Regions from separate parts of the Homo sapiens genome. Here region 2 is linked to region 1. A link is an interaction called in ENCODE POLR2A ChIA-PET data of the cell type or tissue named here. Cell type or tissue: HepG2. All regions are shown on one strand.

What was found. ChIA-PET counts read pairs that join two places held together with the same protein. Peaks named below come from ENCODE experiments on the same cell type or tissue, not always from the same donor. Only the 100,000 strongest peaks of a DNase experiment are listed, where the experiment ranks them.
Region 2: POLR2A ChIA-PET joins it to region 1 with 5 read pairs; 3 of 35 experiments call an interaction of 5 or more read pairs at or near these places.

What each region holds. Positions count from the first base shown.
Region 1 is chr17:50,676,948-50,681,947 of GRCh38, forward strand. ABCC3 (ATP binding cassette subfamily C member 3) reads left to right here. Exons shown (of 31, transcript NM_003786.4): 24 at 797-996; 25 at 1,146-1,272; 26 at 2,851-2,952. Among named protein-coding and RNA genes, the nearest start is that of ANKRD40, 28 kb to the right of the region's middle. RefSeq lists a silencer at 381-675. In HepG2, a CTCF peak has its summit at 4,521 (motif pointing left); DNase peaks (open chromatin) are centred at 2,254 and 4,524.
Region 2 is chr17:50,754,264-50,759,263 of GRCh38, forward strand. It overlaps LUC7L3 (LUC7 like 3 pre-mRNA splicing factor), which reads left to right. Exons shown (of 10, transcript NM_016424.5): 10 at 1-1,956. Among named protein-coding and RNA genes, the nearest start is that of ANKRD40CL, 11 kb to the right of the region's middle. RefSeq lists a silencer at 2,825-3,119. In HepG2, no CTCF peak of the experiment used is centred here; a DNase peak (open chromatin) is centred at 3,018.

The DNA.
Region 1 (5,000 bases):
GATCTCAGCTCACTGTAACCTCCGCCTCCCAGGTTCAAGCAATTCTGTTTCAGCCTCCCAGGTAGCTGGGATTACAGGCATGCGCCACCACGCCCAGCTAATTTTTGTAGTTTTAGTAGAGATGGGGTTTCACTATGTTGGCCAGGCTGCTCTTGAACTCCTGACCTCAAGTGATCCGCCCACCTCGGCCTCCCAAAGTGCTGGGATTACAGGTGGGAACCACCATACCCGGCCTTCCTGTTGGCTGTTTTTTGATAAAACATTGTCAACAGTTTGGGACACATTATCCTTTCCTTCCTTTTATACATATCTAAACATACGTGTATGCATGCGTTTAACATAGATGAGTTGATAACCTTCAGATACAGCTAACTGTAAAAGGCCTTTGCAGACACTGAACTCCTGTTCTGTAATGAATTAGTCAGTTCCCGGGGATAGATGCTCAACACCTGGGTATAGCGACCATGATCTAGGCTGTGCTCTGTGCTGGGCTAGGGGAGAATCAGATAGACATCCTGTATAGCCTGGATATCTGAGGCCACAGAGGAGAGGATGGAAACTGGAGGCAGAGCCGTGTTGTTGTGGGGTTGAAGCAGAGATGATCAGAGGGAGGGAGTGAATGACACATCAAGGCCCCAAGTCTTGGGTCCTTGGAGGTGGGGGAAGGCAGCGATGTCTCGTGGTGGGAGTGAGGCTGGCTGGGAGGACTCATCTGAAAATGGATGAGTTCAGAGACAGGCAGGACTGAGTTGGGGGTTCCATGGCCCTGACCCCAAACTCCTTCTCCCTCCATCAGCGCTTCTATGCAGCCACATCACGGCAACTGAAGCGGCTGGAATCAGTCAGCCGCTCACCTATCTACTCCCACTTTTCGGAGACAGTGACTGGTGCCAGTGTCATCCGGGCCTACAACCGCAGCCGGGATTTTGAGATCATCAGTGATACTAAGGTGGATGCCAACCAGAGAAGCTGCTACCCCTACATCATCTCCAACCGGTCAGAAGCCGCCTCCCTCGCTCCCTGCTCCTCCAGGAATTCCCAGCAGGCTCTCTGGTGTTCAGGGTCCTTGTCCCTCCTTTCCCCTAAGCAGAAAACTGGCCCTGCCCTGCCCCTGCCCCATTTCCTCCTCATCTGATCCCCCATAGGTGGCTGAGCATCGGAGTGGAGTTCGTGGGGAACTGCGTGGTGCTCTTTGCTGCACTATTTGCCGTCATCGGGAGGAGCAGCCTGAACCCGGGGCTGGTGGGCCTTTCTGTGTCCTACTCCTTGCAGGTATGAAGGGCCTGGACCCCAGGGCAGGGCCACCACTGGGACAGAAACCACACAGGTGTTCCAGGCATCTCCCGAGTGCCCCTCCCTGCTCAGTATGGGCACCAGCCACAGGGTCTGTTCTCAAGGACTGTGAGAAAAAAAAAAAAAGAAAAAAATCATTGAGTTGACAAGTTTATAACCACACACCATGGCTGGATGTTCCTACTTTCCTTCCCCAAGAAGCCCATGTTCTCACATTCAGAAAGAATTCTGTTGAATAATCTCTGTCCTCAAACCCCACATCTCTCTCCTGCTCAGCCGTCGACCTTGCCTGACACCTCACAGTTCAACTGGAGAGACCCCCATCAGCAGGAGATTGTGCTGCAGGCTGAGCAGGTCTTTGTGGCTGGAGAAACAAAATGTTTTAAAAGCCCAGAAGAGGGACTGGGTGCAGTGGCTCACACCTAATCCCAGCACTTTGGGAGGCGGAGGTGGGCGGATCACCTGAGGCCAGGAGCTCCAGAACAGCCTGGCCAACATGGTGAAACCCTATCTCTACTTAAATACAAAAATTAGCCAGCCGTGGTGGCGGGCATCTGTAATCCCAGCTACTCAGGAGGCTGAGGCAGGAGAATAGCTTGAACCTGGGAGGCAGAGGTTGCAGTGAGCCAAGATCACGCCACTGCACTCCAGCCTGGGTGACAGAGCGAGACTCCATCTCAAGAGAGAAAAAAAAAAAGTCCAGAGGAGTTTTCTTGCTTTGGGGTGTTGTAGAAATGATCTTGGAGCTTAGCCCCAAAGGACAAACAGAATTTCTCTTGTCTCTGGGCAAGTTGTAGGCTCATGTGACAGGTCAGGACAGTGTAGGGCTGGCATACCGCTCGCTCACGTTCACATGCTTGCAGAGAACGTACACAGACGAGGTGACTGAAGCCTGGTCTGCAGGTCAGGCAGGTCATCCTGATGCCAGCTTGTACTGTCAAAGAGTCACCTAACTGCAAACGGAATTTTTGTAAAGCAGATCACATTGTTAATACCTCAGGTGGCTCAAACCTTGAACGCGTTGGCAAACAAAAAACAATCCAGAAAGGTCAATTTTCACAAAGGTCAGTGTGCACATGAATCTACTTGTTAAAATGTACATTTTGATTCAGTAGACCTAGGATGGGGCTCAGGACTCTGCACTTTGATCAAGACTCCTTGGTACGCAAAGTGTGGCCCATGGGCCAGTTGCATCACCATCCTCTGGGAGCTTGTTAGAAATGAAGAATCTCAGGTTCCAAGTCCCACCTCAGACTACAGAATCCGGCGTTGCATTTTAACAAGATTCTCTGGGAAGTCTTATACATATTAAAGTTGGAGAAACAGAAACCAAGGCGAGGTGGTCCTTGGTTAAGTCTGCACTGTCACTGCCCAAGGGAGTCATTCGTGATTACAGCCCCAGCTGGCATGCCTGTGGGCTTGATCCAGGCCCACCTGGGTCATCCATGGGCTAGGATCCCATGGATGGGCACATGATCCAGGAGTCTGAACTCCTCCCAAAGCCATTACGGTGGGGAGGGGAGATCGCCATACGTATAACCCAGTCCCTTTGGCCAGGTGACATTTGCTCTGAACTGGATGATACGAATGATGTCAGATTTGGAATCTAACATCGTGGCTGTGGAGAGGGTCAAGGAGTACTCCAAGACAGAGACAGAGGTGGGTACTGGCATGAGCCCGGGACAGGGGGAATCTGAAGTAGCTGGGGAAGAAAGCTTGGTGGCTCTCTCTCCCTCAACATCAGGGCCTGCCACGTATGGGGCTCTTCATTCATTTACCCATTCACTCCTTACTGAGCATCAACCAATGCTCTATGCTAGGAGGTGTAGAGAGATCAGAGTTGAGCAAGACGGTGTTTGCCCTTAGGTGATTCTGATTTGGTGGGAGGGGTAAGACCTATTGCAGGGCTTTGCAGTGGATGACCAGATCTCTGGCGTGGTGCACCTGGAGAGGGCAGATGAGGGAGATCCTTCAGCTGGGGTGACCAGGGGAGACGAGCTTAGATGAGAAGGATGGACAGGCTTTGATAGACTAAGTAAGATGGTGGGGTGGGCAGTGGGAAGGTGAGCATTCCAGCCAAAGAGACCAGCCTGGGCAAAGGAGTGGAGGTGGGGCAGCATGCCCTTTGTTGGGGAAAAGGAGTTGTTCCCTACTGGGGGTTCCAGACTTTTCTCCACCGCCCCCTCTCATGGTCACACCTTAGCCCTCTTCATGCCCAGAAGCTGCAGCATCAGTGTCAAGCATCCCATCTTTGGCCCACGCTCCTATCCTGCTCGCTCTCATGCTCCAAGTCCCCCACTGTCACAGCAGTCTGCCTTCACTGGGACTCCCAATCCCATGACCCCCCTTTGTGTCTCTGTCCATCAGCTTCTCTGCCTTCACCTCCCTCCCCGGCCAGCCTAGAGTCTATGCTCCACCAACACAAACGCTCTCACCTGCCTTGCCCTTCTCTTTCTTCTCTCTCAGTTGTACTCACCTCCAAAACCCACCCCAGCTGAGCCCACCAATCTGCCTTCTTCATGCCTGCACTGAGCACTTAAAACCTTGCAGGAGGCGGGGCACAGTGACTCATGCCTGTAATCCCAGCACTTTGGGAGGCCAAGGTGGGTGGATCTCTTGAGGTCGGGAGTTCAAAACCAGCCTGGCCAACATGGTGAAACCCCATCTCTACTAAAAATACAAAAAAATAGCTGGGCGTGGTGGTGCACACCTGTATTCCCAGCTACTTGGGAGTCCAAGGCAGGAGAATCGCTTGAACCCAGGCGGTGGAGGTTGCAGTGAGCCGAGATTGCGCCACTGCACCCCAGCCTGGATAACAGAGTGAGACTCTGTCTAAAAAAAAAAAAAGCTTGCAGGAGAAAAATCACTGAGTTGACAAGTTTATAACCACACACCACGGCTGCATGTTCCTGCTTTGCTTCCCCAAGAAGCCCATGTTCTCACGTTCAGAAAGAATTCTGTTGAATAATCTCTGTCCTCAAACCCCACATCTCCCTCCTGCTCAGCCATCGACCTTGCCTGACACCTCCATAAAAAGTAGGTTCTAAGACGTGAACTCCCTCAACCTTCCTGCCTCTCAGTCTTTAAACCCGCCTGTGTCTCCTTCACCGTTGTCTCCTTTTCACTTTTAGCAGGAATCATCCCTTTCTGTTTCAAAGCCCAGCCCCTCCATTTCTTCTCATGGCCGCTTGAGGACCTGGCTTCCTCAGTCCCGCCCTCCATCTCCTGTCATTCTTGCTCCCTCTGTTGGACGCTTCCCATCCACATGCAAAAATATTCCATCACATCTTCCATTCCAGACACACACGCAAACCCTCCCCCCTGCACTCCACTGCCCCATTTCTCTGCTCTCCTCTGTCATGAAGCATGGTTTAAAGTATGGTCTCTACAAGCTGCATCCGCTTCCTCATCAGCCTTGATGTCATCTGCCTCCTGCAGTCCTCTTTCTGGCCCTCGCTCCACGGAGACAGCTCACCAGTGACCTTCCTGGTTCCAAATCCAGGGGACGCTTTTCTGTTCTCGTCTAATTCAACCTCTTAGCAACGTCCCAATAAAATGACCTCTCCCTTCTTCTTGGAGTCCTCGTGGATTCCGTGGCCTGCATTGCACCCGCCAGTCCACCTGCCTGACCCCAGCCTGGCTTCCCCAGGCATCACCCTCTGGCCCCTCACCCCTCACTGTCTGGGAGCTTCCAGTTCCCCTGCTTC
Region 2 (5,000 bases), 77 kb after region 1:
TTTAAAGACATACACAAAAGAGGAACAATATAATTAACCTCTGTTAACTCATCACCAACAAGACTCATGACCACTTTTATACTTCATGAGTGATTGTATTTGTATCCACTGTTTTCTATTATTTTCGAGCAAGTCTCAGACACACCATTTAATCTGTAAATAATTCAGCATGTATCTCTAAAAGACAAAGACCTCTTAAATAACAGTTCATTAGTATAAAACAAATTGGGTAAACTTTTGTTGGTCATCAAACTATATTAGCACTGGTCCAATAGTTTAATTTTCATTGAGCCTTTCAAGAGGACCGACCAGTCTGCTGCTCAAGACATCCTCTCCTCTGGAATGTAGAGATAATACATATCATGCTCCTTTTTGTTAAAACGTTTTTTTTTCCCCTTCAAACACAGTCCATTCATTTTTCAGTTTGGGTTGAAACATCCTTTTCTTGATCTTGAGCTTATAATAACCTAGTCATATTGCTCAGCTCAGATATTTTTACTCCCTCTCCTTAGGCATTCTGGTTCCTTAAATATAGTTAGTGTCACAGAGGATAAATAACCAACCTTATTTCTAAGGTCTGAGAACACTTGGACCACATATTGGTTGAGCTCAGCCACCTTCTGATTAAAGTTTTCAGACTTGTAAGAACTGAAAATTTTTATGGTGGAAGTTCTCTGAGCCCTCATCCATTCTGTTTTTAAAAATGCATTGCAGATGGGCTATGTGAATATGTTTTTAAACATCTGATATGTGCATGAAACAAAAAACACTTGAAGTTATTATGTATACAATTCTGTGGGATGGGACTTCATGCAGGATTGGTTTTCAAGTTTGATTTCCTGAGGGATTTTTTAGTTGTTTGTGAAAGAACCCCAGGTCTACTTTTGAAATTTTGTATTATAATTGTAATGTTGCCCATGGTTAAAAAAAAAAAGTGTTCAGTGATCTATGTCTCCTACTACTCCTATTTCTCTGTTTTTCCTCTGCAGGAGCTTGCTGCTGTTAACAGTTATTCTTCCAAGTTGTTTTCTTTGTGGGGAGATGGGAGGTGGGAGGAAATATAAACATATATGTATAGATCTTTCAAAATATATGACGGTATACCCGTATGTTCTGAGTCTTGCTGTTTTTACCTGGTAATATTTAGAAACATTTATTTTGAGATAAAGGAGAGCACTTTTAAGTTGAACCTGTAGTTTTAAAAAGTACATTTCAAGTAAGCCAAAGCAGAGAAGTAAATGTATTTTTCATTGTTGTATCAGAATTTTGAATTTACTATTTTAAAAATTCAAGAGTTTTGTAGCTGATCTATTTCTTCCCCTCAGCCATCCCAAATAGGTCATTTGTCAACAGATTTAAGAATGTTTAGAAACAACAACTTTGGGAAACGGGAAACAATTTGGTATAAGTGGGTGTGCCATAACCTCTCTCGTAGCCATTCATTCCCGGATACATACCCTAGAGAAACTCTTACACATGCGTACCAGGGGATGGATTTAAGCATTTGTGTGTAATAGGAAGAAAAGAAGAAAAAACCCGGGAAGATCCCAAGTGTCCACCAACAGTGTGTTGGATAAATACTGTGGTATATTCCAACAGTGGAATTCCACAGAAGTGAAACTGAACTGCAGCTGTGTATGTGAACATGGACAAAACTCAACAATAGAAGGATCAAAAAAAGCAAGTCACAGAAGAATACATCACTATGGTTCCATTTCAATGAAAGTCAAAAACAGGCTGTCAAATACATGATAAAAGGAAACGATTAAGACAAAATTTAATGTTAGCCGTTTTGATGGAGGGAGAGGTGATCATGAGGGCACAGGGGTCTTCAGAAGAACTGGTGAGGGTCTGTTTCTGAAGCCTGTGGGCATTTCCTTTTTTAATCTGTATGTTTATGTGCTTTTGTATGTATGATATTTCTTAATAAAATTTAAAAAGAAGAATGGGAAAAAAGTCTTGGTGTAGGTAGTTACTAATATATAAGCTGTAGTGTATTTCGTAAAATTAACCATCAGTCAGTGACAAATTTAAAGATGCTGTTTCTTGAGTGCCCAATTTAAGGTTTTATTTTGTTTGAGACAGGGTCTCTGTCTTGTCACCCAGGCTGGAGTGCAGTGGCACGAGCTCAGCTCACTGCATCTTTCGCCTCCTGGGTTCAAGCCATTCTCGTGCCTCAGCCTCCCAAGTAGCTGGGATTACAGCTTCGCACCACCACACCTGGCTCATTTTTTTGTATTTTTAGTAGAGTGTTTCACCATGTTGTCCAGGCTGGTCTCAAAACTCCTGACCTCAAATGATCAGGCCCACCCTGGCCTCCCAAAGTGCTGGGATTACAGGTATGAGCCACCGCGCCCAGTCTTCAAATTGAGGTCTTAATTGTAACTCTTAAAAAGCTAGAAACGGCGACAAGAGCAAGACTCCGTCTCAAAAAAAAAAAAAAAAAAAAAAAAAAAGAAACCTAAATGTATGTTTTCTGTGTGATACCTTATTTTCATCTTAACATAGTTTCTACTTGTCTGCCAGCCAGGGAGCTGATGGTTTTGTTTTCCTGTCTAAACAGCTTCCAAAGAAGCTTTTCTCAGGCTTATGCCATTCTGGGAAAGAAAACTGCTTTACTGTGCTGTACTCCTTCCCCTGGCCCAAGTTAGGTTGTTACCTCAGAGAGGCTGCTGCTTTGGCCTTGTTCTAATTTTAGTAGGGGTACTGTGAACACAAAAATGTTTACTCTTTAAAAAGAGGAAAGTGACTGAAATTTGAATTGGCAGATTCATAAGGTTCATATAACTAAGGCCCTACGTCAGTTTACAGCAGCCCTGTTACCCCTCAACTATGCTCCAGGTGAGACTTGGATCCCCTCAGTATGAGCATAGGGCTTGGCTGTGAGTTCATCCAACACATCCCCGAGTGCTCCTATGTGCTGTGGAGTGACTGATACCTTTGGATACACCAAGAACAAAATAGGTGCAGCTCCAGGTCCCTCCGCTATGGAATCTGTCCTCACTGCAGCAGTGGCACCCTCAGGGCTGTGCCTTGTACACAGGACTTCTGAAAGGGGAGTGGAAAGGGGTGGTGCTGTTGAGTTACTAATCACCCTATTAGTTGAAAGTGCAGAGTTAATGAACAACTAAGAATTCTAGGTCATTTCATATTTTATTTTAACCTAAATAGTTCTGGGACTTCTTAGGATGGCATTTTGGTACGTGATTAATTTCACTTAAGGCCATTTTAGAATCAGTGGAATTGGCCGGGCGCGGTGGCTCACACTTGTAATCCCAGCACTTTGGGAGGCCAAGGCAGTCGGATCATGAGGTCAGGAGTTCAAGACCTGCCTGGCCAACATAGTGAAACCCTGTCTCTACTAAAAAAAAAAAAAAAATTAGCTGGGTGTGGTGGTGGGCACTGTAGTCCCAGCTACTTGGGAGGCTGAGGCAGGAGAATTACTTGAACCTGGGAGGCGGAGGTTGCAGTGAGCTGAGATCACACCACTGCACTCCAGCCTGGGTGACACAGCGAGACTGTCTCAAAAAAAATAAAAAATAGGCTGGGCCTGGTGGCTCACCCCTGTAATCCCCAGCACTTTGGGAGGCTGAGGTGGGTGGATCACGAGGTCAGGAGTTCAAGACCAGCCTGGCCAACATAGTGAAAACCCATCTCTACTAAAAATACAAAAAAAATTAGCGGGCATGGTGGTGGGCACTGTAGTCCCAGCTACTTAGGAGACAGGCAGGAGAATTGCTTGAACCCGGGAGGCAGAGGTTGCAGTGAGCCAAGATCGTGCCACTGCACTCCAGCCTGGGCAACACAGTAAGACTCTGTCTCAAAATAAATAAATAAAATGAGTTGGAATTGCACCTTACTCAGGGATTAGTTTTTTATAATCGATGTGTGAGGTGAAAACTAATCAAATTACTCTTGAAGCTCTTCAAATTTTGTTTTACTGATAATCTGCAGCCTTAAGACTTATTTGTGTTATAGAAAATGAGTTTTGGCTGGGCGCAGTGGCTCACACCTGTAATTTCAACACTTCGGGAGACCAAAGCGGGCACATCACATGAAGCCAGGAGTTCGACACCAGCCTGGCCAACATGGCAAAACTTTGTCAAAACTATTTTTAAAAATTAGCTGGGCATGGTGATGCATGCCTGTAATCCCAGCCACTTGGGTGGCTGAGGCATGAGAATCACTTGAACCTACGAGACAGGTTGCACAGTGAGCCGAGATCATGCACTCAAGCCTGGGTAACAGTGATATGCACCCCCCCAAAGTTTTTCTTTTTTTCTTTTTTTTTTTTTTTTTTTTTAGAGATAAGGTCTTGCTATGTTGCTCAAGCTAAACTTGAACTCCTGGGATTACAGGCGTGAGCCACTATGCCTGGCCTCAAAATTAAAAAAAAATAAGCAATTTAGATGCTGACCTGAAGTGCTTCTGTCACCTTGTTACAGGAGGCCGCAAATGCTAACTAAGCAAGTTGCAGATGGTCCCACATGACGTTTCTGAATGAAACAGGACACTTCTTACTATTGGAACCATTTTTCTCTGTTTTGAACAGTTGGATAAGGGAAGTCTTGACGTGCTGCCTATGTGTCCGCTGCCCTTCATCAAAGTTGAGCTACTGAGAAATTGGAGTTGAAGGAACAGTGGCTAATGGCATGTGCTGGGATGCAAGTAAGACATTATGCTTGGCCATAAGGAGTTCTGGTATTTTATGTATACCTCTCCCACAAGCTTTAGAGATGACTTCGTGGTCTAGGAGGAACAGGTGTGTAAAGAAGTGACAGTGTGGTGTGTGTGAATAAAAGTGGGTAGATAGGGTCAAGCCATTGCATGAGCCCGTACAAGGTGCAAGCAGAGTTATTAACTAGAATTTGGCAAGGGAGCTGACCCGGAAGGATCCTAGGGAGTGTGTTAGGGAGGAATGTAGCATGGGATGTGATGACAGCTCACTTTAGATGTTAGTGAGGGCACCAGCTGGTTTTTCAGCTTATTTCACAGACCAG